2 separate regions of the Homo sapiens genome follow, and region 2 is linked to region 1. A link is a contact called in ENCODE Hi-C or POLR2A ChIA-PET data. All regions are on one chromosome and are shown on one strand. Each heading gives the region's core, a stretch centred on a gene start or an enhancer-like site at or near the end of the contact. The rest is flanking DNA. Distances are from core to core; before and after follow the strand shown.

Region 1 (5,662 bases), core at 1,580-4,079:
AATTAATAAGCACATCAATAAGAGGGAAGAACCTCAAAAAGGAAAGAGTGTCCCAGCATAAACATGCGTGGTCAATATGAAGGCAAGCCCAGTCCGTCCTGGGAGACGTTTGCGATGGTGACAAAGGGAGGGTGGACAGAAAAATGGGGAATAAGGGCCTGGCACAGTGACTGTAATCCCAGCACTTTGGGAGGCCGAGGTGGGCAGATCACCTGAGGTCAGGCGTTCAAGACCAGCCTGGCCAACATGCTGAATGAAACCCTGCCTCTACAAAAAAAAAAAAAAAAAAAAAAAAAAAACCAGAAAAAAAAAAATAGCCAGGCATGGTGGTGCGTGCCGGTAATCCCTGCTACTCAGGAGGCTGAGGCAGGAAAATCACTTGAATCCAGGAGGCGGAGGTTGCAGTGAGCCAAGATCGTGCCATTGCACTCCAGCCTGGGTGACAGAGGAAGACTCTGTCTCAAAAAAAAAAAAAAAAAAAGAAAGAAAAAAAGAAAAATGGGGAATTAAAATATGGTGGTGGTGATATGGCTGGGAGGGGTGGTGGGAGGGAAAAGCCTTGAAACTTAGGAGAGGGTGTCAGAGCAAGAGAGTGAAACAAAGCAAAGAACTTGGGCCGAGTGTGATCCTCATGTATCATTAATAGCCCATAAATAGTATTACCTGATTGATTACCCTAAATTAGTGAGTGTGTTTCCTTAGGACGTCCTAGTGTCCCCACAGCACTGCCCTGTTCTTTCTTCCATTCAGACAGACGACAAATCTTTATATCCTAAATCATGAGAGTCCCAGTTTTTCCAAGCACCATAGTAGATTTTCCTCCATTTAGTCAACTCACATTGAGTGGATGCTGCTACGAGTAGTTCCAGATGCCAGTTGACATGGACATGGATGGAAACAGCTGGAATGCAGGCAGGACACTTTGGCTCTAAACCGAGGTACATAATTCCCTTCTTCTCTCTGAGCCTGTTTCCTGGTCTGTAAGATGGAAACGTGTGCATAGATGTGAACTCCTTGGGAGGTGAAAAATGATATTAGGAGTTCCTGAAGCAACTTTTCTAGGTGACTCATGGGATGGTGGAAGGACTCAGTCCTACCCAGAGGCTCTGTTCTCACCACAGGTCGACCAGATACAGCTCAGATGGCCCCTCCTCCCTGGGGTTGGAGTAGGAGCTGGGGAGCAGTTTGTGCCCTGAAGCCATCTGGAGGGTGGGTGAGCAATCAGGCCCTCTCCTGAGATCTTTGCTGTTCCCTGGGTGTGAGTTAATACCCAAGGAGAGGCTGGTGGGTAAATAATGAGGTGGTGGCTGATTGAGCTCAAGGTGTGATTCCTCTCAGGGGTCTTTATGTGTGAACAGACAACTCACAAAGAATGAAAGCTTTAAGACACGGAGGCATGAAGCATTTTCTTTCTGGGGCTGTCCGTTTGTGACCTCAGGCAAGCTTCGAAGCTGGGCCTCCATTGTCTGACACTAGGGGAAGGGGGAGTAGGGGGTACCAAGGGGCCTCTCCCAGAGCTTTGCCTGCGCAGAGGTTCCTGAGCACCTGGACACTCAGGCATGGAGATGCACTGGGGTGGAGGAGGGGTACAGGGAAACGGGGCTGGCCAGGCTCAGTGGCCACAAGTTAGAGGCACTCATGGAAGCTCGACTCAGGGCACGGGTTGGAAAATGCACTCTGATAATAACTCGCATGGCTAGTGCCAGCCCTTGCACTCCTTTGGAACACTAGGTGTTATGGAGTGTGTGTGTGTCCCTCCTTCACACAGTAGTGCACCATACGTACTGTCTCCATAAGTTGCTTTCTTGCTCTTAAAAACCATTTAAGAGCATTTTGGGAGGCTGAGGCAGGTGGATCACCTGAGGTCAGGAGTTCGAGACCAGCCTGGCCAACATGGCGAAACCCCATCTCTACTAAAAATACAAAAATTAGCTGGGCGTGGTGGAGCACGCCTGTAATCACAGCTACTCGGGAGGCTGAGGCAGAGAATAGCTTGAACCCGGGAAGCGGAGGTTGCAGTGAGCCAAGATCACGCCATTGCACTCCAGCCTGGGTGACAAGAGCAAAACTCCATCTCAAAAGAAAAAAAAAAAAGAAAGAAAACAAACAACAACAACAACAGCAATAAAAAGCGTATCCTGGAGACAGCTCCATATCAGAATGTAAAGTGGTAACAATCTTTTTTAGATGGATGGTTAGCATTTCATTTTATTTGACCACAATTTTCTAAAGTACTTGCTGCTGCTGGACGTCGGGTAGTTTTTACTACGTTGCCATTCACAGTCTAGCCTTTAACATTACCTGCATTACCTATTGATGTAATTTGGTGCAGTGAAAATTGCTGGGGACAAAAAAACTGAGATGAAATTCTATCCTAAATCTGTTTGAATTAGGTTTGACTCTAGGCAAGTGTCACTGCCTTTGTGGGCCTCAGTTTTAGCACCTGTCATATAGGGACATAAGACTCCATCTAGTACCGGGTGTCCCTCCCAGGATGTCTGTCTCTGACCCCTTGAGCCTCCCCGAACCCCAGAAGCAGCGGAGCAGCCCACAGAGGGTCAGCCCCAGCTGGGGCTGTGGGTGAGGTCAGTGGAGCTCGGTGGCTGGGTAAGCCTCTCCGTCGCAGATCTCGGTGATGCAATGTTGCACTCCAGCAAGTTTGGCCTTGCCCTCCCCTGGATCCAGCGTGACTCAGGGCCTGTAGCGTGGCTTCCCCCGCAGCAAATGAGCTGCAAGACACCTTTCTTGGCAATGGGCTTAACGAGGGCTCCCGGAATGTCTGATTACTCATCTGTTTTGCAACGGCAGCAAACTCCCAGTGAGAAGAGGCAGCTAGCGTGGCTTCCTTCCTGAATTAATGACTTAAGCATTATGAATGACTAATCAGTTCAGCCCCGAGCAGAACCGGGTGGTTAAGTTGGGGTTGGGGGTGGCAGTGAGGCAGATGCTGCTGGTGTGGGGTGTGCTTTCACCTCTGCTTGAATGCTTCTGGGCCTTGATGCTCTCCTTTTGGGGGTCAGAATTGGGGCCGGACGTCCCAAGACACTGACCTCCCCCTTCTCCTAAGGCCTGTCTACCTGCCACTCCTCACTGTCAGCTGATGGCAAGCTTCCCTTCCAGTCTTAGCTTGGGTCATGCAGAAGGAAATCTAAATGCTTATAGGGAAATCGCAGAATGAAACCCAGGGTGAGAGGGCCAAATGCATTTTGTATGCTATACTCTGCTGTGTACCTAAGAGGGATTTTTGAAATTAGTCTTATTTTATTTTAATTAATTAATTTATTCATTTTGGGACGGAGTTTCACTCTGTCTCCCAGGCTGGAGTGAAGTGACGCAATCTCGGCTCACTGCAACCTCCGCCTCCCAGGTTGAAGTGATTCTCCTGCCTCAGCCTCCTGAGTAGCTGGGACTGCAGGTGTGCGCCACCATGCCCTAATTTTTGTATTTTTAGTAGAGACGGGGTTTCACCATGTTAGCCAGGCTGGTTTCGATCTCCTGACCTCAGGCAATCCGCCCACCTCAGCTTCCCAAAGTGCTGGGATTACAGGCTTGAGCCACCCTGCCCAGCTGAAATTAGTCTTTTACTGGGAGAAAGGCATAAAGGTGGTGGGTAGCTTTCTTTTTTTGCCACACGTTTGGGATAAGAACTACAGATCAAGAACTTTAAGGAATTTTGCATCTCTTCTCTGGCTGGTTTCTTCGCCCCTCTTATCTCAGACAGCTTATTGCAGACTCTAGGATTAGTGGGGAGCAGGAGGGAATGTGTCCCCTTTAAGGCAAAGTCTCTGGTTTCACTTCCCAAACATCTGCCTCGCTCTTGGGGAGGTCCTCTCTGACTGGCTCTGAGCATATAAAGTTAATTTGTGTGGGGATTCCTGGAGAAAGGCCAACTAGAGTGAATTTTTGATGATTCTGTCTTAAGAGATGATTTCCACAAAGGCCAGGTCTATCCCCATCTCTTAGGTTGGGAAGCTGATGACCTTGTAAGCAACAAGGCCCTTCCGATGAGATGAACTTTGCTACCATTGTTGCAAAGAAAGTTTTCCTGCCTCCCTCCATTTCTTTTCTCAAGGTTCCCCTTTCGGGTCTGCCCCAGCCCGGCCCTCTGCTTTCCAGCAATCAGGCGACAATTCTTTGTGGTGCTTGAGAGCATGTCCAGATGATCACTGTGCAGTGCAAGTCTCACCTGGGCCTCACGCCGCTGGCCTCCCCTGGTCCCTATCCCAGAGGCCCTGACACAAGCTCCTTTGTTCTGGGCACTGGGTCCTGCCAGGCGTTCCCTCCTCTTGGCCCAGGCTCAGGTGGAGAGCTCTCCCCATGTCCCTAGCTCCTCAGAGAAGAGGGTCCTTTCCTGTTGGCTCCTTCCCCATGGCTCCACTTGGAAACTGCTCTCCTGATGGACACGCAGGATGTGCTGCCTCAGCCTGTGCCATTTTGGGCTTGGCCCACAGGAAGTTCTCTGAGCATCCAGGCTGTCCTGGACCACCTGTCTTCACCACCACGCACTGGGCCTTGCCTCTGGGGTTGGTATTGAGATGCTTTCATGGCTCCACCGTGGTCAGTCCACTCACACTCACCGTGGGCTCTCTGAATTTCCTGCGCTTCCCATCGTATCTCCTTTCCAGGACTTTGTGGGCTTACGTGCCCTCTCGAGGTTGAAGGGAATCGCCATTTAATACAGGGCTCTGGCCAACACAAACATTCAGTTGTTGAATGGATGCATGGGTGCATGGCTGTGATCTTGGGCATGCCCACATTGTCTTAAGAACTTTAAAATTGCCTTTTGCTACATCTGCCTGGACCAGCCCCTCCATCCTCAATCGCCTTCCTGGGCACAGGTTCGCTTTCTTTGGAACAATGGGAGCAAAGTTCATCTCATCAGAGGGCCCTTACTGCTTACAAGTTCATCAGCTTCCCAACCTGAGAGACGAGAATAGAGTCGGCCTTTGTGGAAATCATCTTTTAAGACAGAAACTTTAATGATTCAGAACAAGTCGCCCTAGTTGGCTTTTCTCCAGGAATTCTTTCATAAATTTACTTTTAATGCTCAGAGCAGATCAGAGAGGACCTCCCCAAGAGTGAGGCAGACCTTTGGGAAGCAGGCCTTCCCAAATATGAGGTAAAATGTATTTTTTCTCTTCCAAATTCAGAGTCTCTTAGCATCTGGATAAGCCTAAGTCCTAGTGTAAAATGCTCCAAGAGATAAACCCTGTGTTTCTCTCCTCTGCCGAGTGCCTCTCTGGGCCTTGGGCTTTTGCCCCTTTCCCCATTTACTATCCTCCAATCCACAGCCTAGGGGAGCACAGGCTCGGCTCTTAGTGCAGAAATCATGCCTTTTTAAGTAGAGCACCAACATGTCTATTTCTGGAGACTAGAGACAAAGCTAATGCACCGTCCACTTTAAGATCAACAATCTATTTGACTAAAGAGGATATTTTCTTTTCTGTTCTTTACCCTATCACCTTCCTCTGGGTGCTTTTCACACTAAGTGCCTGAAATCACAGGGCATGGGCAGTATTTTTCTCTTTAGAAATCCTTTTCAGGCAACTATGTCAAGAATGTTTTCCTACTTTGGGCTGGATGGGAGGGGGGCAGAAGAAAGAGGATTAATCCCCCAACATGGGTATTTCTCTGAAAACAGACATGCAAATGTTGGGCTTGT
Region 2 (5,340 bases), core at 1,851-4,350, 140 kb after region 1:
AGATTGAGAATGTGAGGCATGCCAGCAAGACAGACCCGTCCTGATTCTGCTGCGAGGCCCGGCTGGAGGCCCACCCAGTCTGTCTGAAGTTCCCAGGTTCGTTCTGGGGAGTCCTCTGAGAAGGGTTTCTCAACCTCGACACTACTGGTCTTCTCATCAGTTGCAGGGACACGAGGAAGCAAGTTATATAGTTTGTTTATAATAGAGTAGTTACTATAGGTTTGGAATCAAAGATATGAGGTCACACCCCAGCTTCCATTGCTCAATTTTCTCACCTGTTAAATGCGGATAATATCACTCACCTGAGAGAGTAGTTATGAAGAATAAATGTGGTAATGTGTGCAAGTGGCTATTTATCAAATGCCTGGCACATAGTACATGCTAACTAAATGGTACGTTTACTACTTCCTAATGTGGACTTTTCAGAGAAGCGTGTGGATGGGGGCATTAATATTTAGGGAGCACTCTCTTTATAGTACACCTCCTATGATTGCTTACATGGAAAGCAGGGAGAATAGACCCTTTGCTCCTCAGGTGTGGGCCAGCTGTCAACTTAAGGCGATGCTGGTACCTGGCACCAGAGGCTGAGTGTGGAAAAAATGAATGCTACCTGTTCCCTTTTCTTAGCTGTAATGCAAAAAGGCTAAAATGTTCTATTCTTTAGTGATCTCTTCATTGATTCTTAATTGAGGTAGTTACTGTGACATGCTTTGGCAGCTGAGATTATAGCTTGAAGTTTATGAAGAGAAAAGACTTTTATCTTCACTTATGGCTGAGTCTTGGATCTTACCAAGTTGCCTATCCAGGTTTGGTGGTCAGCAGCCAAGCTGCTCCCCATGCTTCTTCCCCTAACTACCAACATTCCTTCACAACCCTCAGCATTCAGAACTCAAGCTCTCAAAGCCTGGGCGAGAAATCCTGAATTATCCTGTTGGTCAACTTAGGTAAAGTGAGAATAGTTAGAAAACGTAAATGAGTGAAACAGAAGGAAAAGACAGTGAAATAACCATTCATTGATTAATTCCACAACCATTTGGTACCATACATACTGCATGCCAGCTACTGGTCATGGTGCTAAAGTTACAAAGATGAACAAAACTCAGCCTCTGACCTCAAAAATATAGTGGCTGCTTTTTGTTCTGGGTGCTGGTTGAAATTTGAAAACATTTGGCTGGTTGTATACTTAAGATTTGGGTGGTTTTTGATGTATGATATTCTTCATACATTGTGTGTTTAGTGGCAGACACAGACACCAGAACAGGTGATTCTAAGTGCTAGTTACAGATACACCCAGGGCATTGTAGGAGAATAGGGGTCCAGGTGGGAGAAGCATGTTGGGTCCTGGAAGAGATGCTAGCATAAGCAAGGTTATGGAGGAGAAAAGACACCAGGGCAGGAAACTAGGAAGAGCCCCGTGTTGCTTGGCACATAAACTGTGAGGCAGGAAATGATGAGCATGGAGGGTTGAAGAAGGACTGGGGGTTTTATGTCTATGGAGGGTAGACTCTATCAGGTGGACAATGGGGAGCTCTGGGCAGGTGTCAGCCAAAGGGAGGAAGTGGTGAGATGTGCATCTTAGACACAGTTGGCAGAGGTTGGCTCAAGGCCAGGGGCACTTTTAATCCCATTGCCATTTTCCAGATGAGAGATGGGTGACAGCTTGAACGAAGATACAAAATTTCATGCATAATATGCATGTACACACACACATACTCACACACATCTCCAACGGCTGCAATAAAAGAAGATTTTCATATACCATACGATTCTACAGAAAATCCCATTTGAGTCTGGCAGACATAAAGGTATAATTGTCTAAGAGGAACTCATTTATCTCTTAAAACTTTTAATATCTCAAGATTCGGAGTGTGAGTTCAATGTCTCCTATGTCAGATATAAGCAGCACACATGAGGGCTGGGTGCGGTGGCTCATGCCTGTAATCTCGGCACTTTGGAAGGCCGAGGCAGGTAGATCACAAGGTCAGGAGATGGAGACCATCCTGGCCAACATGGTACAAAAGTACAAAGGTACTAAAAGTACAAAAAAATTAGCTGGGTGTGGTGGCATATGCCTGTAGTCCCAGCTACTTAGGACGCTGAGGCAGGAGAATCGCTTGAACCTGGGAGGCGGAGGCTTCAGTGAGCCGAGATCGCGCCACTGCCCTCCAGCCTGGCAACAGAGCCAGACTCCGTCTCAAAAAAAAAAAAAAAAAAAAAAACCACATATCTTGTATCTTTTGTATTTTTAGGGGGGAAGAAATTTGGGAGGAAGTCATTTTTTATTCTCTCAGTGGTTTATTTGCTGCTTGTCTCATCTTTGAAATATTTTCTGTTATCTACTTTACTGGCGAGACTCTAGTCCAGGGAGTGAACACTCTGGCTTAGCTCATCTTTTCCACCTTTAGCTATTCACTTCTTTTCTCATATGTTCCAGAAGAAACTCCCAAGTAGCAAAATTGATGAAGAGACTTTATCGCCTCTGCATAACCCCAGATTGCCTGACGTGTTTTCTCATGTCTTGTTCTTTTTTTCCTCGCTCTTGTCCTCCAGGTTTGAGTGCAATGGCTTGATCTCGGCTCACTGCAACCTCCGCCTCCCAGGTTCAAATGATTCTCCTGCCTCTGCCTCCCAAGTAGCTGGGGTTAAGGTGCCTGCCACCACACCCGGCTAATTTTTGTATTTTTTAGTAGAGATGGGGTTTCACCATGTTGGCCAGGCTGGTCTCGAATTCCTGACCTCAGGTGATCCGCCCGCCTCAGCCTCCCAAAGTGCTGGGATTACAGGCATGAGCCACTGCGCCTGGCCACATCCTGTTTCTTTAAAACAGAAGGCTGAAAGGTCTAGCCATCTATCCAAGAACAATGGCCAGCCCCTCTGTAGGCAGGCTCTGAGAGAGACGTCGATGATGCCAGACTCTCAATGGGGAGGGTAAGTTTGTGAGTGTGGACAGCGGTCTCATCGGCTGCAGGGAATTTTGAAAGAGGGATGGGGGACTGCAATGACTCACTATATTCTTCAAAGCCTTGCCTGTACACCAGGTGTAGGAGAGAAGAGGAGGTGGTGACAAGTACATGTGGTCATCTATCCAAACTCTCATGTTTCAAAGGAACATTAATTTCATTGTCCCCAGAGAGGAGAAGTAAATAATGAGGTATTGTCTAAGTCAGGTTGTTTCCTGCTGGAAGCTAGAATTCTGCAAAGTGTTGGACTTCGATCTAGACTTGGCTTTAGGTCTGTATGAGCCACTTGTGGGGAGCGTGGCTTTTGGCAAGTTACTTTACCTCTTGAAAACCCATTTCCTCTTTGTAAAAATGGGATAATAGAGCATGTCTTTTTGCCTTTAAAGGTTATGCAACATGCACTCATATGTTAATTGCTGCACTGTTCACATAGCAAAGACAGGGAATCAACCTAGGTGCCCACCACTGGTAGATTGGATCAAGAAAATGTGGTACATATACACCATAGAATACTACACATCCATAAAAAGAGTGAAACCATGTCCTTGCAGCAACATGGATGCAGCTGGAGGCTGTTATCCTAAGTAAATTAATGCAGGAACAGATAATCAAATATTGCATATTGTTTCTTAGGCGTAGGAGCTAAACACTGGGTACTCGTGGACATCAAGACGGTAATAGAAACTGAGGACTACTGGAGGGGGAGAGGGGGACAAGGGTTGGAAAACGAACTATTGGGTACTATGCTCAGTACCTGGGTAACAGGGTTAATTGTGTCCCCAAACCTCACCATCTTGCAATATACCCAGGTAATAAACCTGCACACGTACCCTCTGAATATAAAATAAAAGTTGAAATTATAGAAAAAATAAAAAAATAAAAAAGACTGTGAGATATTGGGAATGGAAATATTTTGGACATTGAAGAGTGCATTTTGAAAATAATGCTCTAATGTGAGAATTTTCTCCCGAGCGTTAACGAACTCACCACAGAGGCAACCTTGGTTATAGTGAAGGGGTCTGAGGAACAAGGAGAAAGTACACAAGATGCTCCCTCAAGGAGGCAAGAGTATACAACAACGTCTTGATTGATTATCCATTTTAGAGAGATCTATGGTAAATGCTCACGGGCTTTGTCTGGCCCCTCCGCATACCTCTCTCTTTGCAGAGTTTTGGAAACTCATTTCCACCCTCGCCAAGGCAAAAACACACTGGAAAGTGAAGCTGAGATTCAGTCATATTAGAAGGGGGCACTGGCCTCAGTACCCCCACCTGGGTTTGGGTCTCAGCTCTGCCCTTCTCTCCCTGCAGGCACCCGGGTAGGAATCTTCCCTCTCCGGGCCTCCGTTTCCCATCCGTATGTTGGTTAGAATATTATTAAGGTCCTTTTCAGCACTTGAAATGGATTCTGTGCTGTCCCAAGGCATCCAGTCAATCCCAGCTTCTAGTTGCTGCAGTGACTGGGTCACTGGTGCAGCATCTCCGGTCCACTCACAGCAGCAGTCAGGAACTTATGTTGCTGTGCTGATTTTCTGGTCCTCGTCCTGTTTCCTCACAGTGGCATGACGGATCGGACATGCCATGCGACTGCATGGTGGCTCAGCTTTCCTGGCATGCAAGAACGTGCAGGGTGCATACAGATGCCATGTTTTCTAACCATCGCAACTTTGAGGAGGCAGCAGGAGATGAGGCTTAGGAGGGAAGTGATTGCTCTACACAGCAACCCACGGTGGTGGGAAGAGGGGTCAATTGTAAAGTTGTAGGCCACCGGCTGAGACCTGCTGAGTGATGAGCATTACTCAGAGAGTGGGTCCAGTTCCCATTTTAGACCCAAAGTAAACTCTCCAGGCTCTGTTGTAGTTGGCTAATGGCAATCCCCAAACCACAGGCTCCAGAGATATGAGCCAGTGTTCCAGGAGAAGCCACCCGCAGGAGAGGGGAGGATGAAGGGAGAGAGCCTGGCTCAGAGTCCTGTGCTTTGGGGACTGATTGCTTCAGATGGAGGCATAGTGCCTCCTTTAGTTCAGGGTTCAGTGCTAAGATCTCAAGCAAAATCCAATCCACGTTCACAGATGCGCATATGGGAAGGGTGTTGAACTCGTTCTCCCCAAAGTCAACATCAAGAGAACCGAGGGACTGGTGGAGTCACTTGGAAGTTCTTCATTCTTTTTTTCTCAAGCTCAGAAAGACCAGCATACCACTTAGAGGCTTGGTTTGGACAGCTCTCCAAACCCCTGGTCAGATTGCTCTCTTGCAGCTAAAACACAGGGTTAGCTGAATTTTCTTCCAGACTTCATTGCAAACGATTATCTTGGCATATTATCTGTAACATTTCCTTTGGAGAGTTCCTCCATGTTAGAAAACAAAAAGTTTGCCATACC

The links. Hi-C counts contacts between places; a loop is a spot of excess contacts on that map. ChIA-PET counts read pairs that join two places held with the same protein, here RNA polymerase II (POLR2A). Pooled maps may share reads with other maps.
Region 2: a map of PC-9 shows a loop between it and region 1 (9-fold over the local background). The contact joins two enhancer-like sites. A Hi-C loop is called at or near these places in 1 of 168 maps with a recorded cell type or tissue (PC-9) and 1 of 50 pooled maps. POLR2A ChIA-PET finds 5 or more read pairs at or near these places in 5 of 52 experiments (Caco-2, HEK293T, MCF 10A and 2 more).

What each region holds. Positions count from the first base shown.
Region 1 is chr3:194,086,823-194,092,484 of GRCh38, reverse strand. LOC102724877 reads right to left here. Exons shown (of 6, transcript XR_002959666.2): 4 at 839-978. Among named protein-coding and RNA genes, the nearest start is that of LINC02028, 19 kb to the right of the region's middle. RefSeq lists a silencer at 5,391-5,662. Within about 2 kb of position 2,829, at least 15 of the 41 ENCODE cell types and tissues checked have a DNase peak (open chromatin) inside an H3K27ac peak, as active enhancers do; they include PC-3, where a contact is called at or near this core.
Region 2 is chr3:193,944,856-193,950,195 of GRCh38, reverse strand. No RefSeq gene overlaps it. Among named protein-coding and RNA genes, the nearest start is that of LINC02026, 56 kb to the left of the region's middle. Within about 2 kb of position 3,100, at least 2 of the 41 ENCODE cell types and tissues checked have a DNase peak (open chromatin) inside an H3K27ac peak, as active enhancers do; they include PC-3, where a contact is called at or near this core.